Regions from separate parts of the Mus musculus genome. Here region 2 is linked to region 1. A link is a loop called in an ENCODE intact Hi-C map of the cell type or tissue named here. Cell type or tissue: left cerebral cortex. All regions are shown on one strand.

Region 1 (5,000 bases):
CTCTGAAATTTCACAAACCAGACCTCCATCTTCTGCAGTGTTCTCAACGTTGTCTTCCAAGCTCCTACACAACATCCGACAGAGCTCTTAACAACGGATGGATCTTCAAGCCCAAAGTTCCAAAGTCCTTCCACAGTCCTCCCCAAAACATGGTCAGGTTGTCACAGGAATACCCCACTCCCAGTACCAATTTGTCTTAGTCAGGGTTTCTATTCCTGCACAAACATCATGACCAAGAAGCAAGTTGGGGAGGAAAGGGTTTATTCGGCTTATACTTCCATGCTGCTGTTCATCACCAAAGGAAGTCAGGACTGGAACTCAAGCAGGTCAGGGAGCAGGAGCTGATGCAGAGGCCACGGAGGGACGTTCTTTACTGGCTTGCCTCACCTGGCTTGCTCAGCCTGCTTTCTTATAGAACCAGACTACCAGCCCTGAGATGGTCCCACCCACAAGGGGCCTTTCCCCTTGATCACTAATTGAGAAAATGCCTTACAATTGCATCTCATGGAGGCATTTCCTCAACTGAAGCTCCTTTCTCTGTGATAACTCCAGCTGTGTCAAGTTGACACAACACTAGCCAGTACACCTACATAGCTCCCCATCTAGCTGTTTATACCTACCTGTTAAAAATACATTTTTATGGGCTGGAGAGATGGCTCAGACGTTAAGAGCACCGTCTGCTCTTCCGAAGGTCCTGAGTTCAAATTCCAGCAACCACATGGTGGTTTACAACCATCCGTGATGAGATCTGATGCCCTCTTCTGGGGTGTCTGAAGAATGCTACATTGTACTTACATATAATAAATAAATAAATAAATCTTTTAAAAATACATTTTTATAATAAGCCATTAAACATAACTGTTTCCTTGAGTTCTGTGAGCTGCATGGCAAATTAGTAAAGCCCAACAAGGACATTCTGTAAACCCCAATGTACAGCAGGCTAGTGGGTCAGAGGCTCGGGAAAAACAGCCTGGGGCTTCCCGTTGGCATTGGAAGGCTCAGACAGATCTGCAGGGTGGCATTCTTACCTGTGGGACCTGCCACCACATTCAGGGACATGGTGTCAGAACTCAGTAGAATGAAAGGACATTGGCCAATATGCCCTGCAAATACAACTAGGTGGTGGTCGAGAGGCATGACAAGGGTTCACAGAAGTCTTCTGTGTTAGTTGTGGAGACTATCATAAAAATTACAAGTCCCCATCCCCCCCACCCCGCTCCCCAACACAGCTTTTCAAACCTTCTCTGTCCAGCTTTAGGGTTAACATTTGAGACCAAGTCTTGGAACGGACAGCAGGTGATCCGGTCTATGCAATTAGGTGAGCTGAGTTGAGCTGTCTCTTACTGTGTTGGTGAGGATCCCGACCTCTCCTTCCAACCTGTGTGCAGGTGCACATGCAGTCACAACCATGTGTTCCTTATCTCTCCTTTCATCAGTAATCAAAATTCTTCCCTGGTTATGACATCTCTTTGACCTTGAGCACAAAACCTAATCTCATGCTATCTTCTGAGCCACCCAGGAGCTAGCCAGAGTTTCTACCTAGTTACCTTTCACTGGGGTCTGGTTGTCAAGGTAACGCTTTGCCTGGAGCTCACCCTTCCGATCAAATGCCATCTGTGTCCTGTGATGCCACCTTGCTGATGCCCAGGGGCTGGGAATGCAAACTAGAAGGTTTCTCTACTATTTTCTAGCTTTGCATTCTAGTCTAAGTAGAGGCATCCTCGGCACAGTTAAGACTGCTGAGTGTAATCCGAATCAATCCATCAATCTCACCTGCCTGGGCCATCTGATGCAGCTATATGTTAATGGATCTGGGAGAACAAGAGCTCAAACACATTTTGCATTGTCTTTCTTTTCTTCTTTGGTTTTTAATTAAAGCCTCCAAGAGAGGCTCTATCCCTAACGAACCGCGGAGACAGACCCTGGGGCTCAGGAAGAGCTACAGAGGGGCGGAGCGTTGGGCGTGGCTTTCAGGGGCGTGACCGAGTGGGCGTGGTCTGGGAAATTTCTTGGCTAGGGCGGGAGCGGGCGCTGCGGTCAGCTGAGCGGCGCCTGGCGGGTCGCGAGGCCGCGCGTCACCGTCCAGCTGCCCGGTCGCCGCCCCCCGGCTGGTCCCTGGCGGGCGTCGGCATCCAGAGCTTTGGGACAAAATACCAACGAAGCAGTGACCTAAGAGGAGAGGATCCCTGTGGCCGGTGAGCCGGGCCGGGGGGTGGCGGGCGCTGACTGAGCGCGGCGACTCTCCCCAGCGGACTCCATCCTGGCAGCGGTTCTCGCTGTCGCCGTCTTCCGGAGCCTGCCGCGGGAAGGGTGACGAAGCTGGGGCGGCCCTCCTGTAGGACGGCTGTCCTGAGAAGGCTTCCGAGGCCCAGGCAGACCCTGCCCTGGTGTGACAGGGCGGCGGGGATGGAGGTGGGGGTGGGGAGTGACGGCCACCCCAGAGGACACCCCTCTTTCCCCGGGATAGTAAAACAGTCTCGGCTGGCCGCAGGTGACTTCCAGTTCAAGTCATCGAGGTGGTTTGAAGGTGACGTCCCAGGTTGAGAGTGATTGAGCAAGCAGTCAGTTCATTTTAAGGAGGAAGTGGTTAAGGTACTGTCGCAAGGAATGAAGGTAGTTTGAATGAGGTCGCCCAGGAACAGTGAAGAATAGAGAGACCCCTTGCCAAAGTAACAGGCTTACAGAAGGGTACATTAACTGTTGTGTCTATCTGGGAGAGAGTGCTATATCCATGCATGTATATACACTCTTGGCAGTGGGGGGTCACAGAAAGAGACGGAGGCGGGTGGCGGGGGGAATGTGAGATAATAAGAATGAATTTTTAAAAGCTGGGAAATTTGAAGGAGTTGTTTTTACCACGGGCAATGTGTAAATTGGAGGCAGTAAGCAAGCCTCAGAGGGAAATGAAACCCAGCACCTGGTCTAGCCTGCAGGGTCAGGACTCCTGTGTAGGAATGAATGTATGCCTGAAGTATTTAAGGTTGAAACGGCCAATCTTATGGAAAACCTCAAGAAAATCACATAAGGCAGGCAGTATTGGATCACTTACGCTTTCAGAACTGAATCCAAAGCTGCCCTTTGACCCAAAGCAGCCACTTTGCTCTTTTGACTTAGGGAGCGAAGTTAGGAGCCTATCGCCCATCGCCCCAGGCTGATAATGGGGTAGATCCGAACAGAGCAGAGGCCACTACCAGAGACTGCCTTGGACTTGATTGGACGAGGGAAGTTTCCACTGTGGATCGCGTGTGTATTTGATCTGTTTATAGTGAGCCGGTTTGAGCAGTACTTTATGTAGTGTGTAACACCATGAAAGTAGCTACAGTTTTTACAACCGGCCTGTAAATTGTGTGGGGGAGGAGAGAAAGAGCGAGCGAGAGAGAGAGAGAGAGAGAGAGAGAGAGAGAGAGAGAGAGAGAGACTCAGTCTCACCTCAGTCTTGAGAGGAGTTGGTATGACTTTCCTCCTGGTTATTATCGAGCTCCCGCATTTAAGTAGCCCATACTTTTTCTGGCCATGAACTGTACTTACTCATCCCCAAATCTGCTTGCCTGTAGTTTTGTTATAGAGCCTTAGCATGTTGATGAATTCTTTGGATTTTCTGTAAAATCAAAATCCAAAAGAAAAGAAATTAAGCCCTTTAAATTTTACTATATTTATTATTTCTGTGTGTTTATGTGAGAGGGTGTTGGTGCTTGTATGCACGTGCCTGTCATGGTGTTCATGGGGACCACAGGGGACAGTCTTTGAGAGATCCATGGACATCAGGTTTGGCAGGAAGAGCCTTTACCCACCAAGTCATCTCTCTGACCTGTAAAATCTGTTTTGTTTCGATTTTGAGAAGGGGTCTCACTATGTCTGCCTGGTTGGTCTGAAACTCATTTCATAGACCAAGCTGACCTTGAACTCACAGAGATCTACTTTGCTTCTTCCCCTCAAGTGCTGAGATCAAAGGTGTGTTCCACATGCCTTCCAAAATCTATTTTTCTTAATTAAATTTATTAAAGCTTTTCTTGCTTCTGATTTGGCATGTGTATGATAAAAAAATAATAGAATATAGATATATCCAGATTCTTTGCCGTGGTAGAGAAAAACATTGACATTGATATCTATGGCTAAGTAAGCCCAGAACCTGATTTTAAAAATAAGTTTTAAACGATGCCTTCAAGAATCAGGATGTGAACGTCATAGAACCGCAGGAAACTCATAACAGTCCTAATGTGTGCAGTTTGTGCTCGCACAGTAGAGAGCGTTTTACTTAAAGTAGAGAGTGTTAAACTTAAAGAGACCTCAGTAAGTTGTGTTTGTCATTTCAACATTAACCCAGAGGCTGCTGTGTGCCAGTCTCTAGTAAGAAAAAGACAGAGAGAAAGTAGATGGTAGAAGACTGGCAGTAATTACTAGGAGGGCTGAGGCACTGGAAATACAAATGGTTCTTAGGTGCTCAAAAGCATGGCTTCTCCACAAAATGTCGTCCCTGAGATGGACTTTGAAGTTCTCCCATGGGCCAGACCTCGCCCAGACAGAGGGCACCGAAGAGGCAAGGGCACAGAGGTGAAGAGTGCATGGAACTGTGAGCCCTTTGATGTGGTATTTGTGGCTTTGTGATAGGAGGTGGCATTGATGTGTATGGATAAGTAAGCCCAGAACCTGAAAATAAATACAAATATGTTCTTCTCATAAACCTCTACACCAGTGGGCTCGAAATGGAGAGCGAGGAATGCCTAAAACTCACTCAGCAAGGACCTGGCAATTTGTTTTCTTGTGTGTGTCGCAATGCTGGGGACAGAGCTGTAGACAAAATAGGCGAGAGGTGAACATTGCCAATCATAGGCCAAATAAAAGCCCGAGCTTCAGCCTTTAAGGATGGAGGGGGATGGACCCCTTTGAAGGAAGAAGTGACCAGACTTGATGATTCCTTTAGATTTGGGAGACAGGGGAATGGAAAGAAGGAAGCCTTACTTCCTATGCTCCTGCCTTCAAAACTGGGTTACGTCTGTATT
Region 2 (5,000 bases), 150 kb after region 1:
TGTGATATTCCATCCCTACATGGCCTGCAGGTCTAACCACTGCTTTAGTCCAATACACACTAATCAGGGTCTTTCCCCATTAGTTTCTCAGTGTAAAATGAAGTTACATTATTAGCCTGTAGAGTTTAAGCTTGAGGTAAGCCTGGCACACCGCTGCTTATAAACCAAAAGCCCCACAGGCAGAATAACAGGGAAGGCCAAATAAACAACTATTATGATCAGCCTCGGAGGTGGCAGGCACTGAAAACCCTAAACCATTCATTTTTAGCAATTTCTAGGGCGAGGGGCCAACAGTTTGATGCTTCCTCCCATCCCCCAAGAGTCTGAGTGTATGCATGTATGTGTTTGTGTGTGATGTGTGTGTACACACACGTGTTCGTGTGCATAACTGCTTCCAAGCCTTGGTTTAGTGTTTTGTTTTGCTTTTTAGACCGTCTGTCACTTTTGGCCAGGATGGCTGGCCATTAAGATCCTCAAGTCTGCCGGACGGACGGTGGTGGCACGAACCTTTAATCCCAGCACTTGGGAGGCAGAGGCAGGCGGATTTCTGAGTTCGAGGCCAGCCTGGTCTACAAAGTGAGTTCCAGGACAGCCAGGGCTATACAGAGAAACCCTGTCTCGAAAAACCAACCAACCAACCAACCAACCAACCAACCAACCAACCAACCAACCAACCCTCGAGTCTGCACCTGCACCTCCCAGGGGGATCACAAGCATTTATCACCAGGCACTCGCTTCTGAAGTCGCTTTCCGGGAACCAGTTCAGTCCTCAGGAGACTGGGGACACCTGGCCCCTGGAGTGGGAGCTTACACAGCTAGTGGGATGGTGACAGACAGAGGGCAGGTGGAGATGGGCAGCTAGCTACCTGCTGGACAGGGTCCTGAGCCTTCTCTTTTTGGCGACTGGCGCCTCCTCCTGACCTCTGAGAATCCCTGCCTCTGCCGGCCTTGGTCACAGGCAAGCACCTGTGGGCAACTGTCCTTGGTGTTTCTGGATGCAGAAGTCAACTCAAAAAATGGCAAGCCTCTTTGTGATGACGTCGTCACCTTTCGCTTTATGCTTCCCGCTTTACACCAGCAAGAAACCACGGTTTCTTGAAGGCTCAAAATGCTGCCTAGAGAAGTCCCACCAGAGAGCCCTTCCAGAAGACGAGGGCTCTCTGGGGATGCAGCCTCCACCCGGGAACCCTAGGGATGGAGACAGGGAAGAGATGGCGGCGCAGAGGCTCTCTTATGTCCTTGAAGCCACCACCAGGGCGGAGAGGCTCCTTCGAGCCTGTGAGCCCTTCCACAGCCCAAAGGATACAATCGTTGGGGCCGAGGGTCGGCCGAGGTGTCCCAGAAGGACCTGCAGCCGGGCGCCGGCGCGCGTAAGATTCATGGTGGGGGCCAGCAGACGAAACTGCTGCGCCCAGGTCACACTTAACTTACGGCAAGGCCCCGCCTCCTAGTAGAGGGTGGAGTTCTGTCCAAGGGCAGGACACAGCGCCACCTCCCCCAGGCTGGGGGTTGGGGAGCTGGGGATGAGGGAGCGAGCCTAGGCTGTCTGGAGTCCTTGCTCCCCGCCGCTGTGTCTTTGTTCTAATCTGCAAGGTCCGAAATTTTGCGACTGGGGTGATGCAAGCCGAGCAGCCCGAGGCCGTTAGGGATCTGAGCCACCCTTTTAACTTGGTAGTTTTAATCTATGAACAACTAATCTATGTGACTAGTTCTCCCACTAAAAATTAAAATCATCTGTGTTATTCAGAAGAGACATTAAATTTAGCGTGAATTCATCCTAAAATATTAGAAAGTTTGGCTGTTAGTTTTTAAGAAGAGCGATCCACACGGTCTAGGATAACTTACATTACATTTTTGTGTGTGGTGGTGGTAGTGGTGATGGGGTGTGGTGTGTGTGTGTGTGTGTGTGTGTGTGTGTGTGTGTATGTATGTATGTATGTTTGCATCCTTGTTTGTGGAGATCAGAGAAATAATCTTCAGGGAAGTTGAGTCTCTTTCCACCACCTGAGTTTTGGGGATCGAACTCTGATGGTCAGGTTTGTTCAGCAAGCTCCCTTAACCACTGTGTATCTCACCAGCCAGTATAACATGTAAAATTTCTTATGTAGCTAAAAACTGTTTTCTTTAATCCCAGCACTTGGGAGGCGGAGGCAGGGGGATTTCTGAGTTCGAGGCCAGCCTGGTCTACAAAGTGAGTTCCTGGACCACCAGGGCTACACAGAGAAACCCTGTCTCGAAAAAGCAAACCAAACCAAACCAAACCAAACCCAAAACAAAACAAAACTGTTTTCCTAAAGTCTTTGAAATTCAACCACTACACATAATCTCAATCTCTTTGTCTCTCGGTCTCTTAAGAGAGTTACTTCTAGATTGCTTCTAGTTACTCCATAAACATGTTATTGTTTCTTAAATGCTTTCATTAGATAATTTGGTGACAGTGCCATAGTCCAGGAGAGACAAGCAAGTAACCAGCTGGCTACTTCCTGTTTTCAGGTTGCAGAGATTTGCCCTTTGTGCCTTGACCTTTAGGACGAGATTCGCTTAGCTGAAGCTCCCAGGGCCGGCTTGGTCATTTGCTTATCTCCCAACCTCATCTGTCCAGCCTGAGCAACCTGGTGGAAGCCTGACCATGTCCTGAGAGACCGGCTTAATTAGCCCACAGTTTAAAAGCAGGACTGACTGCATTCCCCCCCCACCCCCCACTTGGGAAATAGGTGTGTTCTTACTGCCCTCACCTGGTGCAAAATGGGAACTGCAGGGAGAAGGAAGAAAACAAAACTGAAATTAGTCTGAATTTGGGTCACCTCAAGCAGAATTGAAAGATTAAGACCGTCATTCTGAGGATGACTGGTTTCCCTAAAAAACAGAGAGAATTATGGCTTTGGGGCCTGTCTTAGGGTTTCTATTGCCGCCATGACCATGACCAAAAAAGGAAGTTGGAGAGGAAAGGGTGCATTCGGCTTACATTTTTACTGATCTGTTCCTCATTAAAGGAAGTCAGGACAGGAACTCAAACAGGGCAAGATCCTGGAGGTGGGAGCTGAAGCAGAGAACATGACAGGTGCTGCTTAACTGGGCTCGTTCTCCATAGCTTGTTCAGCCTCTGCTTTCTTCTAGAACCTAGGACCACCAACCCAGGCCACCAGCCCAGGGATAGCACCACCCACCATGCCCTGGGCCTTCCCCATCAATCACTAGTTAAGAAAATGCCTAACATCTGGACCTTCTTGAGGCGTTTTCTCCTTGAGATTCCCTCCTGTCAGCTAACTTTAATCTGTCTTAAACTGACATAAGACCAGCACAGGATGAGAGATTGTGGCACTCAAGATAGAATTTCCTCCTGGCTCTGTGTGTAACGTTTCCTAACCTGTATTTTTGTTTGTTTGTTTGTTTGTCTTGTGGTAACTGAGCTTAGAACCCAGAATCCCCCATAAGAGGCAAGCACACTAACAGTAAGCTATCACACACAATAAAACAAAAATAAAAATAATAAGCAGATAAAGCAAAGGAAATGATTTCATAGCCAATCCTGAAAGAATGATAGATGATATCTGCAGTCCTAGATTCTCTCTCCTGATTTTCTCTAAAGCCCAGGTCATTTCTGAGCTCATCCTGCTAACGAGCTGCTCTTCGCAAGCGGCCACCATGTGCTCATCTAGGGGTTCTGTCTCACTGCATTCTATCCCATGCAATCCTCTGCGTGCGGCCATGTGGAGTAGGCCCGCAGTGGCTTCCTCTCCCTCCTTTTCTGACTGACCTTCCCTCTCCTGAGATCTGTAGTCAGTCCTTTTACATCTTCGTTCTGTGAAAACCAGCTTTCTCAGTCACCTCCTCCAGCCTCAGACTTTAAACTTCAGCCTTCAGGAGAAGATCTCAGATTTGTAACCCTATCTTGGAATGTTAAACTCCAGACTATGTGTCCAAAGACCTCTCTCTGTGTCTCTCTGTGTCTCTGTTTTTCTCTCTGCTTTTTTTTTTTTTTTTTTTTTTTCACTTTGCAACAGAGTTCCCTGGAACTCATTCTATAGATCAGGCTGGCCTTGAACTCAGAGCTCCACTTGCCTCTGCCTCCCAAGTGCTGGGGTCAAAGGTGAAGACCATCACCACCCTCCTTTGTGGGGGATGTGGAGGTCAACCTTGTGAAGGAAAAAGTGGAATGGAGAGAGAAGCGCCACAGGATCGAAGAGCCCTGATCTGCTGTACTTGGGATTTGATCTAAGATGGCTCCCGGAACACCTGTGAGACAGCAAAATGGAACACGGGCCAGATGGTGGCTGCCCCGCCTCTTCACAGAAGTCCTAACAGGTGATGACACTCCCCGCCCCCCCCCCCCCTTTTGAGTGACCTTATTAGGCAGGGCTTTCATTGGGGCATGGTGATGGTATGGCAAGACACAATTGGCTGAGGATTTAAGGGCCTGGCTCACTGTATGTAAGCTTATGCACAATAAACTCACATCTGCACCCTGACGCTGCTCTCTGGAGTTTGAGTCCCAGGATTTATGGCAGGACTCTGTCACCTCTCACCCCTCATCCTGAGCTCTCTTTCCAGATTCTTTCCCCACTGAGATTTATATAAAGAATAAATCCATTTTCCCTCCCAGCCTCTGATCAGGAGTGAAGCTCTGAGACTAGTTATTTATTAAGAAATGCCTAGGCCACTATCGTTGGCTCATTCCCTGACTAGCTCAAAACTTATTTAACCATTCAAACTGCTCTCTGTCTGCCACATGCTTAGTCACCTGTCCTCAGCTTTCTGTCCAAGTCTGGGGCATCCTCTTCATCCTAAAGTGAGGGCAGCTACCCGCTGGTTTATGTTCGTCTCCCCAGCGCTCCTGGGGAAATCTCTCCTGTTACTCCATCCTGAGTTCATCTGGGTGACTTGTTACCTCTGCTCAGATCTCATGCTTCTTGAGTTCATCTGGGTGACTTGTTACCTCTGCTCAGATCTCATGCTTCTTGAGTTCATCTGGGTGACTTGTTACCTCTGCTCAGATCTCA

What was found. A loop is a pair of places that touch in the nucleus more often than their neighbours do. Peaks named below come from ENCODE experiments on the same cell type or tissue, not always from the same donor. Only the 100,000 strongest peaks of a DNase experiment are listed, where the experiment ranks them.
Region 2: a loop joins it to region 1, with 2.5 times the contacts of the local background. A loop is called at or near these places in 5 of 42 quality-filtered maps.

Annotation. Positions count from the first base shown.
Region 1 is chr2:5,061,102-5,066,101 of GRCm38, reverse strand. Optn (optineurin) reads left to right here and starts at 1,985. Exons shown (of 14, transcript NM_001356487.1): 1 at 1,985-2,195. In left cerebral cortex, no CTCF peak of the experiment used is centred here; a DNase peak (open chromatin) is centred at 1,998; H3K4me3 peaks cover 1,581 bases.
Region 2 is chr2:4,915,451-4,920,450 of GRCm38, reverse strand. Phyh (phytanoyl-CoA hydroxylase) reads right to left here and starts at 1,455. Exons shown (of 9, transcript NM_010726.2): 1 at 1,307-1,455. The coding sequence starts at 1,381. It overlaps Gm46728 (a long non-coding RNA gene), which reads left to right and starts at 3,995. Exons shown (of 3, transcript XR_001783222.2): 1 at 3,995-4,305. In left cerebral cortex, CTCF peaks have their summits at 1,240, 1,450, 2,552 and 2,754 (motif pointing left); DNase peaks (open chromatin) are centred at 1,451 and 2,713; H3K4me3 peaks cover 1,751 bases; H3K27ac peaks cover 2,254 bases.